Regions from separate parts of the Homo sapiens genome. Here region 1 is linked to region 2. Evidence: chromatin contacts called from ENCODE Hi-C or POLR2A ChIA-PET data. All regions are on one chromosome and are shown on one strand. Each heading gives the region's core, a stretch centred on a gene start or an enhancer-like site at or near the end of the contact. The rest is flanking DNA. Distances are from core to core; before and after follow the strand shown.

The links. Hi-C counts contacts between places; a loop is a spot of excess contacts on that map. ChIA-PET counts read pairs that join two places held with the same protein, here RNA polymerase II (POLR2A). Pooled maps may share reads with other maps.
Region 1: a loop to region 2 is called in a pooled map, with 2.0 times the contacts of the local background. The contact joins the enhancer-like site here to the promoter of SNX29 in region 2. A Hi-C loop is called at or near these places in 1 of 37 single-sample maps with no recorded cell type and 2 of 50 pooled maps. POLR2A ChIA-PET finds 5 or more read pairs at or near these places in 1 of 52 experiments (GM10248).

Annotation. Positions count from the first base shown.
Region 1 is chr16:12,402,375-12,409,443 of GRCh38, reverse strand. It overlaps SNX29 (sorting nexin 29), which reads right to left. Exons shown (of 21, transcript NM_032167.5): 18 at 5,915-5,996. Among named protein-coding and RNA genes, the nearest start is that of SNX29-AS2, 33 kb to the right of the region's middle. RefSeq lists enhancers at 2,273-2,402, 3,929-4,028. Within about 2 kb of position 1,968, at least 3 of the 41 ENCODE cell types and tissues checked have a DNase peak (open chromatin) inside an H3K27ac peak, as active enhancers do.
Region 2 is chr16:11,975,301-11,977,983 of GRCh38, reverse strand. SNX29 (sorting nexin 29) reads right to left here and starts at 1,250. Exons shown (of 21, transcript NM_032167.5): 1 at 1,171-1,250. The coding sequence starts at 1,177. It also overlaps a transcript of NPIPB2 not described here. RefSeq lists a silencer at 981-1,440 and an enhancer at 1,935-2,586.

The sequences.
Region 1 (7,069 bases), core at 719-3,218, 430 kb before region 2:
AAAAAAAAAAAAAAAAAAAAAAGACAGTGAATCTCAAACCCGTTTGGAGTCAGGGAATTTGGGGAATAAGATCAAACATCTGCAAAGGTATAAACTAGAAATTAATTAACAACAAATTTAACTCTGTCATATGGAAGTGCCAGAAAAATCAAACCAAAATGTGTGTTAACAAGAGAAAGAGAAAAACCCAGCAAAACAAGGTACTGGATTGAGTTTAATTTTGTTTTCCATTTTATTTGACACTCCTTAATCATTTTGTCTCCGGCTAGTGCCTGCCAGCAGCCACGCATCAGCACAGCCTACCGTGTAAGAAGTACTCACGGATGAAAAACTTAAAATCAGGAACTCTCCAGATATTACTTTGTCCTGAAAAGTAGTCAAATGCCGCCATTTCTTATTTTCAGTGGCATAACACACCTCAGCTCCCTCTCAGGACACAGGAACACAAACTTTTTGCAATAATTTGCATTCAACCTTGGCAATGCACAGCACTTCTTGCTAGAATCCTCTGTGCCAAATATAATTCCAGATTTTTCCACAATAGAAGTAGTGGGGGCTCTGTGACTGCACATAGCAGGGGAATTACCTTAATTTCTTTGGCATGTAGGATGACATTTTATTTCCTTTAGAAGTTTTGTTCCTGTCCCCCAGGCTGGAGTGCAATGGCGCAATCTTGGCTCACTGCAACCTCCGCCTCCCAGGTTTAAGTGAGTCTCCTGCCTCAGCCTCTCGAGTGGCTGGGATTACAGCGTGTGCCACCATGCCCAGCTAATTTTTGTATTTTTAGTAGAGATGGGGTTTCACCATGTTGACCAGGCTGGTCTTGAACTCCTGACCTCAGGTGATCCACCCGCCTTGGCTTCCCAAAGTGCTGGGATTACAGGCATGGGCCACTGCACCTGGCCGGAGGACTTTTTCAAGCAGCCACCCCGAGGCAGGTTCTGGGACCCTGACATTGCTCAAACAAGATGTCCTGAGATACTGGACGGCCACAGAAGTTATTGTGGACCAGCAACTGCTCTGACAACTTTCCAAAGCAAACCATCTCAGCCTGGCTCTTGGATGTGGAGGGCTTGCTGGATAATGTGTGCACCACAGTGGACCCAGAGAGGTCCTATGGAAAAGTCCTGGCTTGGCTGCAGGCCTGCCCTTAGCCTACCATCTCAGGGGTGTAGGTGGCTGCCCATGCAGGTGAGATCTTCGTTGAGCTGGGCCTTGCCTTTTGGAATGAGGGTGACTGTCCCAGCTGCTTCTAGTTTTTTTTTTGTTTGTTTGTTTGTTTTTTTGAGAAGGGTCCTGCTCTGCCACCCAGGCCGGAGTGGCAGTGGCATTATAACAGCTCAGTGCAATCTCAAACTCCTGGGCTCAGGCAATCCTCCTGCCTCAGCCTCCCCAGTAGCTGGGACTGTAAGTATGCACCACCATGCCCAGTTAATTTTTACATTCTTTTGGAGAGACAGGGTCTCACTGTGTTGCGTAGGCTGAAATACAGGGGCTATTCACAGATGCAATCGTAGCTCCCTGCAGGCTCAAACTGCTGGGCTCAAGCAATTCTCCTATCTCAGCCTCTGGAGCTGCTGGGACTACAGGCACATGCCATCATGCACAGCTGCTTTTAGGATTTTTAAAGAGCTTGATTCAGCCCTCCTTCAGTAACACAGAATCTCTAAAGACCAGGACCTTGTCAGAGACTGCTTTGGGGGCTGAAAAACATGTCAGTAAATGAGATGCTTCTCTGTGCCTTTGATTCTTCACCTATAAAATGGGGTAAGAGTTTCTTACCCCACAGGATGGCTACAAGGATTGAATGAGCTATTACACAACACACAAACCAGTGAGAGGTGGCTACTAATTATTATACTGGTATTTGTTAATCACAGTCTATCTGTTCCTTTATAGTGCTACCCAAATATCAATCATTCATAGAGCATCATGCTAAACTTTGGACTGTTTTCACGATTGTTTATTTAGTAGCTTTCTTTAAGCTGACTCATTTCCTTTTTACCTAAAATATATTTTAAAGGGGGACTGTACATCACCATGGTAAATGGAAAAATAGAATTCTGTGACATAACTAGGAGGCAAATGTAAAAATGAATACAGAAAAAAAAAAAACAATCTAATTAACCTTAAGCTTGTCACCTGCCAAAGGCAATGACCCCAGCCTTGCTGTTTTTCCTAAGAAAGATCAGAGGGACATGAGAGGTAAGAGAGTGACACAGAGACTTCCTCTTCCAAGGAGCTGGAAGCCATGAAGGGCTGAAAAAGCGGGGGCCCTTCTCCCCGCAGGATGTGGCCTTTCATGGCCAGTGTGGTCCTTCTAAATCCTGACTTGGCACATACACCACCATCTTGCCATCCCACACGCTAGGAGAGCTTGTTCCAAGGCAGCCGCCCTGCAGACCTCTGTGTGTGGGGTAAATGTTCCAGATCTGTGCTGTCCAGAACAGGAGCCATCAGCCACGTCTGGCTGCTCAGCATGTGAAATGTGGTGCAACTGAGGAGCCGAATCTTTCATTTTCTTTCTTTCTTTTTGAGACAGAGTCTCGCTCTGTCGCCCAGGCTTGAGTGTAGTGGCGCGATCTCAGCTCACTGCAACCTCTGCCTCCCAGGTTCAAGCGATTGTCCTGTCTCAGCCTCCCAAGTAGCTGGGATTACAGGCATGCAACAGCAACGCTCAGCTAATTTTTGTATTTTTAGTAGAGATGGGGTTTCACCATGTTGGCCAGGATGGTCTTGAACTCCTGACCTCAAGTGATCCACCCATCTCGGCCTCCCAAAGTGCTGGGATTATAGGCATGAGCCATTTTAATTGATATAAATCTCATTTTAATTAATATAAATCTCAAGAGCCACACATGGCTAGGAGCTCTGGTACAGACAGCGCAGCTCCAGTACCAGGGAGCACCGCTCTCCTGAGAAAGCTACATGTCTTGGCTCTCCAGTCGAATTTATGTTCACTTTGGGGTTATGCCCTTGGTTTCCTTCAAGGGAAATCTTAAGAAAACCAGACAGTGGCTGTCACGGGAATGTAGATGGGGATTGTCTACTCTATCCTTTTTTATTGTTTAATCTCAAATCCTGTGTGGAAATTTCTTTTACAGCTTCTTTTAAAGAATTAACATATTTTCTTATCATTAGCAACAGAATTATCCAAATAACCACATTTCCCTTTCACAATGGCTGCCAGGAAGCCCACAGGAAATTCATAAATCAATGAGTGCAACTGTGTAGAATCTCATGACACATATATATGCTTTCCGCTTTTTCCTTTTAAACCCTTAGTTTACATTTTCATTGACCCTGATGTATTTTTTTTAACCTCTCTTTTATCATTCTTTTTTAGACGTTTCTCTAGAAATTATGTCAAATCTTTTGTGGAATTAAATAGCATACTTGTTTTCTTTTTTTGAGGCAGAGTCTCATTCTTGTCACCCAGTCTGGAGTGCAATGGTGCGATCTCGGCTCACTGCAATCTCTGCCTCCTGGGTTCAAGCCGTTCTCCTGCCTCAGCCTCCCAAGTAGCTGGGATTACAGGCGCCCACCACCACGCCTGGCTAATTTGTATTTTTAGTAGAGATGGGGTTTCACTATGTTGGCCAGGCTGGTCTCAAACTACTGATCTCAGGCGATCCACCCGCCTCAGCCTCCCAAAGTGCTGGGATTACAGGCGTGAGCCACCATGCTTGGCCAGCATACTTTTTTAATTCTAAAATAAGTACTCTTCAACAGTACCAGTATTTTAAATGAGTCACCTTCTATGCAATATCATTTATATAAAGTAAAAACATGGCAATAAAGGATTTCTAAAATGCTTCCAAACACATGCTCTGATTTTGCTCTGCAGGCACCAATCAGAAGCATCATTTGCTAAAAAGAGAAAAATAATTGCATGCAAGAGACACCACTTCACACACCCCAGCATCAGGAAGGCTGCAGAAGGCCAAAGGCGTGGAGTGAAGTTGCTCCCAGCGATGCAGAGCGGCCAGGCCTGAGGCTGGCTGGAAGCAGGGCTGAACCCATGAGAGCTTCACACCGTAAAGGACGGGGAGAGAGTGGCTTCACTGCCACAGTGGCCACTGTGGAAACAATCTCCCAGGCAACGGCATATTTGCTAAGGTCCGTCTCAATTCATAGCTTTCAGGAGCTAAAAATTGCCAAGTTGCTTCATGGGGTAAACAGGGGGAAAAGTCAAAACTGAAAGGTCAAGGAAACCTCTCAAGTGATAACATGTTTTAATTTTGCTCTAAAATAGAGCTGTCTGCTGTACTTTTTTCATCCTCCAGGCTGCACCTTCCAGCTCTCTGATGACCACAATGCAGAACTTGAAGGGTCAAATAAGAAAGTTGGGTTTGTGGGGGACAAAAGGAGAAACAAAGAGAAGAGGATTTTTGAAAATCCATAATATCTAATTCTCCCTTTAAACCGGAGCTGGGAACAACATGAACACTCAAGATTCTCCTATGACTGTTGCCCAGCTGAAGGTGTCAAACTAAAACAAACTTCTCATGCCAAAGTCTAGCTCATCTGTCCCTAAGATTTCCAGTAAGATGTGCATATTATGCTTAGACCTGAGACCAAGCACAGCGGTCATTTGGGAAGGTGAGAAATGAATAGAGTGTCTACTGCAGGCCAGGTATTTCTAATCTCAAAACAGTTTTACAAGATAGATTACTGTCTCCATTTTACAGCTGAAGAAACTAAGACTCATCTAAGGTCACAGGATTTAAACCAGGGATTCCGCTTTCAAGTTCAGTGTCCTTTCTTCAACACCCCACTCTTTGGGGAAAAATATCTTAATAGACAAGAAAATTTCTTCAATAAGTCAATTTCTCACTAAGAAAAATGGCAACAAAATCCAAGGGTTTGCAGAGAGCTCATGGGGAATAAAACAAAACCTAACGACAATTATTTTAGCACAAGCAGACAGGAGAAGCAGGAAGCAGCTGGGGCTCAGCACTGAGAACAAAGCAGTCCCAGAACAAGGGCACACCAAAGCCTGGAAATCAGAGTCCGTGGTAAGAGAGAGGAGGAGAAGGAAGACAGACATGCAGACGAGCTGTGGGCAGGGCTAAAAGAGGCTTCAGAAAATCAGAGAGGAGACGGAGAACTGGAGTCCCCTTGATTGGGTAAAATCACCTCCTAAGCAGACACACATTTCGCTGCCCCAGACACTCAATGCCCACCTGGGTGCGGCTATCCGTACCCCAAGGAAGCAGAGGCGATGTCTACAGGTCCCGCTTGTCCAGTATCCATTGCCCCTTCTTTTGGAAAGAATTCTCTGGCTCTCATTTGGGGAATCTCCTTTCCCCACTCTCAGACATGTGGTCAGGTGAGGTAAACACCCACCCTGGCGACAGTGGTGGTCACATGAGCTGAATCAGGCCAGTCACAGAGTCCGTCACCCAACCCCAAGGTGTAGGAAGAGGCTCAAGATCCAGGACACACCAGTGAGACCCGCCCTTCCAGGCTGAGAACCTGGCGCTGCTGGGGTCATCCTGTCAACCCACGGACAGCTGGCCTGAGAGGGTCACCAAGCAGCAGACACAGGATATGGCAGCAGGTTCCTGATGGCAGGTCCAGCCATGCCCAAGGCCCGACCTACCACTGGACTTTTCAGATGCAAAACAAGCAAACACACATCTCCGTTTCTGCTCATGCAGTCTGAGCTGAGATTCCACAGCAGCCACACTAAGAGCCTGACTGGCACGAAGAGGCCCACCGTATCCCCCTGCCCAACTGAAAGCCACAGACTTCTTCGGCAAGGCCTCTGGGCAGTTAAGATGTGGGTGTCTGGAAGGCCATAGCCTCCTAATCATAGCGCCCCACCACCAAGAGGCAAAAAGCACCACAGCATGACAAATGGGCGTTTTTCCACCCAGCTGTGATGTCCACCTGAAAACCAGGCACTCACCTGATACACGTGGAATGCATTTGCTGCTTTGCCCCGGAGAAACACTGAGGGGATCCAGACGTTGATCAGCGCCCGGTTTGATCTAACCAAAAGGAAGAGAGAGAGACCAACATTAGACATTTTAACTTACAAAAAAATAAAAAATAAAAAAGAGGAAAGGAGACAATTTTCTACTCCAAGAGGTATTATGCACAAGCAATTTATGACAACTTACATCACACCTGATGGCAAGCTAAAGGACAAGTTTAAGTCATCACTCAGTCTGTCTCTCTCTACACACACACACACACACACACACACACACACACACACACACACACACACACATACACACACAATCTGTACTCCGGAATGTGAAAGAGCTCCCTTCAGTTCTTATGGAGTGATCTGGCCCATAATGTATCTGAACCTCAGTCTCCACATCTGAAAATGAAGATAATAACCGGAAGCCCCAAGGACGCGATCACAGGAGGTCACACACAGCAATGCCCAGCGTTTCTGGAGCACCCAGCAGTCACGCTGCCTCCTCACTGAGCTGACTTTAGACCCTGACCCTGAGCCCATTTTAAGATCAGACTCCACAAACGAGCTCAGGAGACCAACACTCATGGCAACAAGGGTGACAGCTGTTTAGGATGGGAGGAGGGAGGGACCAGAGAAAATGACAAGTTAGAAAACCAGGCTGATGGGTACAAATACCTCTCTTTCAGCTTTTCCAAAAACACTGTGTATATGGGTCCAATACACCAAGGTTTAAATTCAAATGCAAAATAATTTACTGAGCACCTACCACGCACAGCTCCATGCTTTTACCTATGGTCAAATCATTTATTTCTCACCTCGCGTGGGCCAGGTGAGGCATGTTTAACAGATATTTTGGTTATGTGATTGTTTTGTCTTCTGTGATGACTTTAAACTTAACTCGTAAGTCACTGTCACATTTGTACCCGGCTGGATCCAAATTACACAGAGCGAATAAGCTGACTGTCCCTGAAACTTCAAGATCAATTGTAATAATTATCAAAACGGTGCTGCACCATTCTGGAAGGGCTGTAAGGTCCCGGCCTTCGCCTCTAATTAGAGCTGTTCCAGGGCTAAATGCTTTCTCCTGAGCTCTCCTTCTCTCTCAAGAGCAGCTCATAAAAACTCGCCAGC
Region 2 (2,683 bases), core at 1-2,500:
CCTGAGTGGAAGACAACGGCCAGGACGGCTGGATGCAGGGATCCTCAGAAACAATTCCACAGTGAGGGGAAAACAGGCACTAGGAGGATAGGCGGGGCTTCCTAAATAAATCCAGATCCCAGAGTGGCTGGACAGTCAGGGGAGAGCTGAGAGGCTTCCCTGAGTCACTCCCATCTCCACATACAACACCCAGGAATGACTTAGCACCAAAACACCAATAAGACTCCTCAGAGGAAAGGAGGGTAGAGTCAAGGGACTAAACTTCAGAAAACATTGAGGACGAGCTGCCCACACCCACCTCCCTCTCACTTCCAGCATCCCCATCAACACCACCCCCTCGATGGTGAGAGGAAGAAGTTTGGACTGGGAAGAAGAAGGACGAAGTGACGGTCCCCAGATGGGCTGGGCACGGGACAAGAAGGGAAGGGCTGCAGGACAAGGCAAGAGAGATCTTAAATGATAATGATGAGCCAGGATAAGACATGGACAAGGATGGAATATGCAAGGATCATCGAAATGTAAAAGCCAGGACCGGAGAGGGAAGCCGAGTGGGTAACTGGGAAGAACTGGTGATGGGAAGAGCAAAGCACTGGGAACAGGGGTGGGAGGGATGAGAGGGATGGGGAAGACAAACGGGTTGCAGAATTGAGCTCCTCTGGGGACCAGAAGCTCCTGGGACACGGGGGTACTGGGGTCAGCAAACTAACTGTCCAGAAAGACTATGCCTGTGTGGAAACTGCAGGGACTGGAGACCAGGGGCCTGGGTAGCGGGGATGACTGGGGATGGGGGACCTGGAACTGGAGCTGGGACGCAGCGGGTCTAGGAGTTAGGAGAGACTGAGACCTGGGAGGTCTCAGAACTGGGGGTCTGGACACTAGGCAAGGGGATCGCAGGACTGGAACAACTGGGGACAGGGGTTTAGGAGCTGGTTTTTATGGATGGACAGGAGTCAGGAGACCAGGAGTGCCCCGCCACGGGAGATCAGAGACCCGCAGGTGAGCAGGGGCCACGAGCCGGGAGTCCTGGGGGCCAGGGGTCTGGAAAAGGGAGCGACTGGGAGGGGGTCTGCGAGGGAGCGGGGCGCGAGGACGCAGGGGCCGGAGTGTGCAGCTGGAGCGGCGGGAGCCGGGGCGGCCGGGGCAGGTGACAGCGGCGGGGCCGCCACTCACCGCTCATGGTGCCTCTCCCCGGGCCGGTGCCTGCGCCGCGCCGCCGCCGCTGCCGCTTCTGCGGCTGCCGAGCTCCAGACAGGCCGGGAGACAGGAGCCCCGCCCCGGCCGCCCCGCCCCGGAAGTAGAGCCTGGCCGCCGACGAGGCCCCGCCCGCCGACCCGGAACGTAAACCGCGGCGCAGATCCAAGTCGCCGGACCCGGTGTGGAGAGCGGTGCTGAGGCTACGCGGGCTGGAGACTCAGGGTAAACCCGAGACCCCGCGAGGAGGCGTCGCTGTCCCCAAGTGCCCAAGACGCCTCCCCTGCCTTCCTGAGGTTCCCACGAGTGATGGGGCGACTTCGTCCCAGAGAGGGATGCGAGCGGGAAAGGAAATAAAAATAGAGGAACGGGACAAAGCGTGGGCACAGGCGGATGGGCAATCCCGGAGGGCCTCTCTAAGGAGGCGACTTCTGAGCCCAGACCTGGATGATGAGAGGAACCCAGTCCGGGAAGATCCCCAGGGAAAGTGTTCCATAAGGAGGGGCAATTGCAAGGCCCCTGCCTGGAGGGGTTGACAGGAGCGAGGGGATGAGTGAGAAAATAGGCCTGGTGCGGTGGCTCACGCCTGTAATCCCAACACTTTGGGAGGCCGAGGCGAGCGGATCACCTGAGGTCAGGAGTTCGAGAGGGTGAGTGAGAAAAGGAGATTGAGGAGGTGGAGGGAGGGCCTTGCAGGCCAGAGGAAGGAGTTTGGGCTTTTCTGCCTAATTCTAGGAAGGTCCCAGCACTTGGGAGGGCGGAGGCAGGCGGATCGCTTGAGGCCAGCAGTTCAAGAGCAGCCTGGGCAACGTAGCGAGACGCCGTTCTCTACCAAAGAAAAAAAGGACTCAAGCAGAGGAGTGATACGATCTGAATTAGGTTTTAAGATATGGCTCCTAGGCCGGACGCGGTGACTCATGCCTGTAATCCCAAGGCATGATTGGGAGGCCAAGGTGGGTGAATCACCTGAGGTCAGAAGTTCGATTCCAGCCTGGCCAACATAGTGAAACCCCATCTCTACTAAAAATACAAAAATTAGCCAGGCATGGTGGCGTGCGCCTGTAGTCCCAGCTACTGGGGAGGCTGAAACAGGAGAATTGCTTGAACCCGGGAGGCAGAGGTTTCAGTGAGCCGAGATCCCACCACTGCACTCCAGCCTGGGTGACAGAGTGAGACTCCCTCTCAACAACAACAACAACAAAAATGGCTCTTCCTGGGATGAGAATGAATTATAATGGGGGCAGGGTGGAGAAAGAGCAGGTGGTTAAGGAGTTATTGCAGTTGTCCAGGCAAGACATGGTGCCTGTCTACAGTGGTGGCAGTGGAGATAGAAAAGGTGATGGATTGGCCGGGCGCGGTGGCTCACGCCTGTAATCCCAGCACTTTGGGAGGCCGAGGCGGGCGGATCACGAGGTCAGGAGATCGAGACCATCCCGGCTAAAACGGTGAAACCCCGTCTCTACTAAAAATACAAAAAATTAGCCGGGCGTAG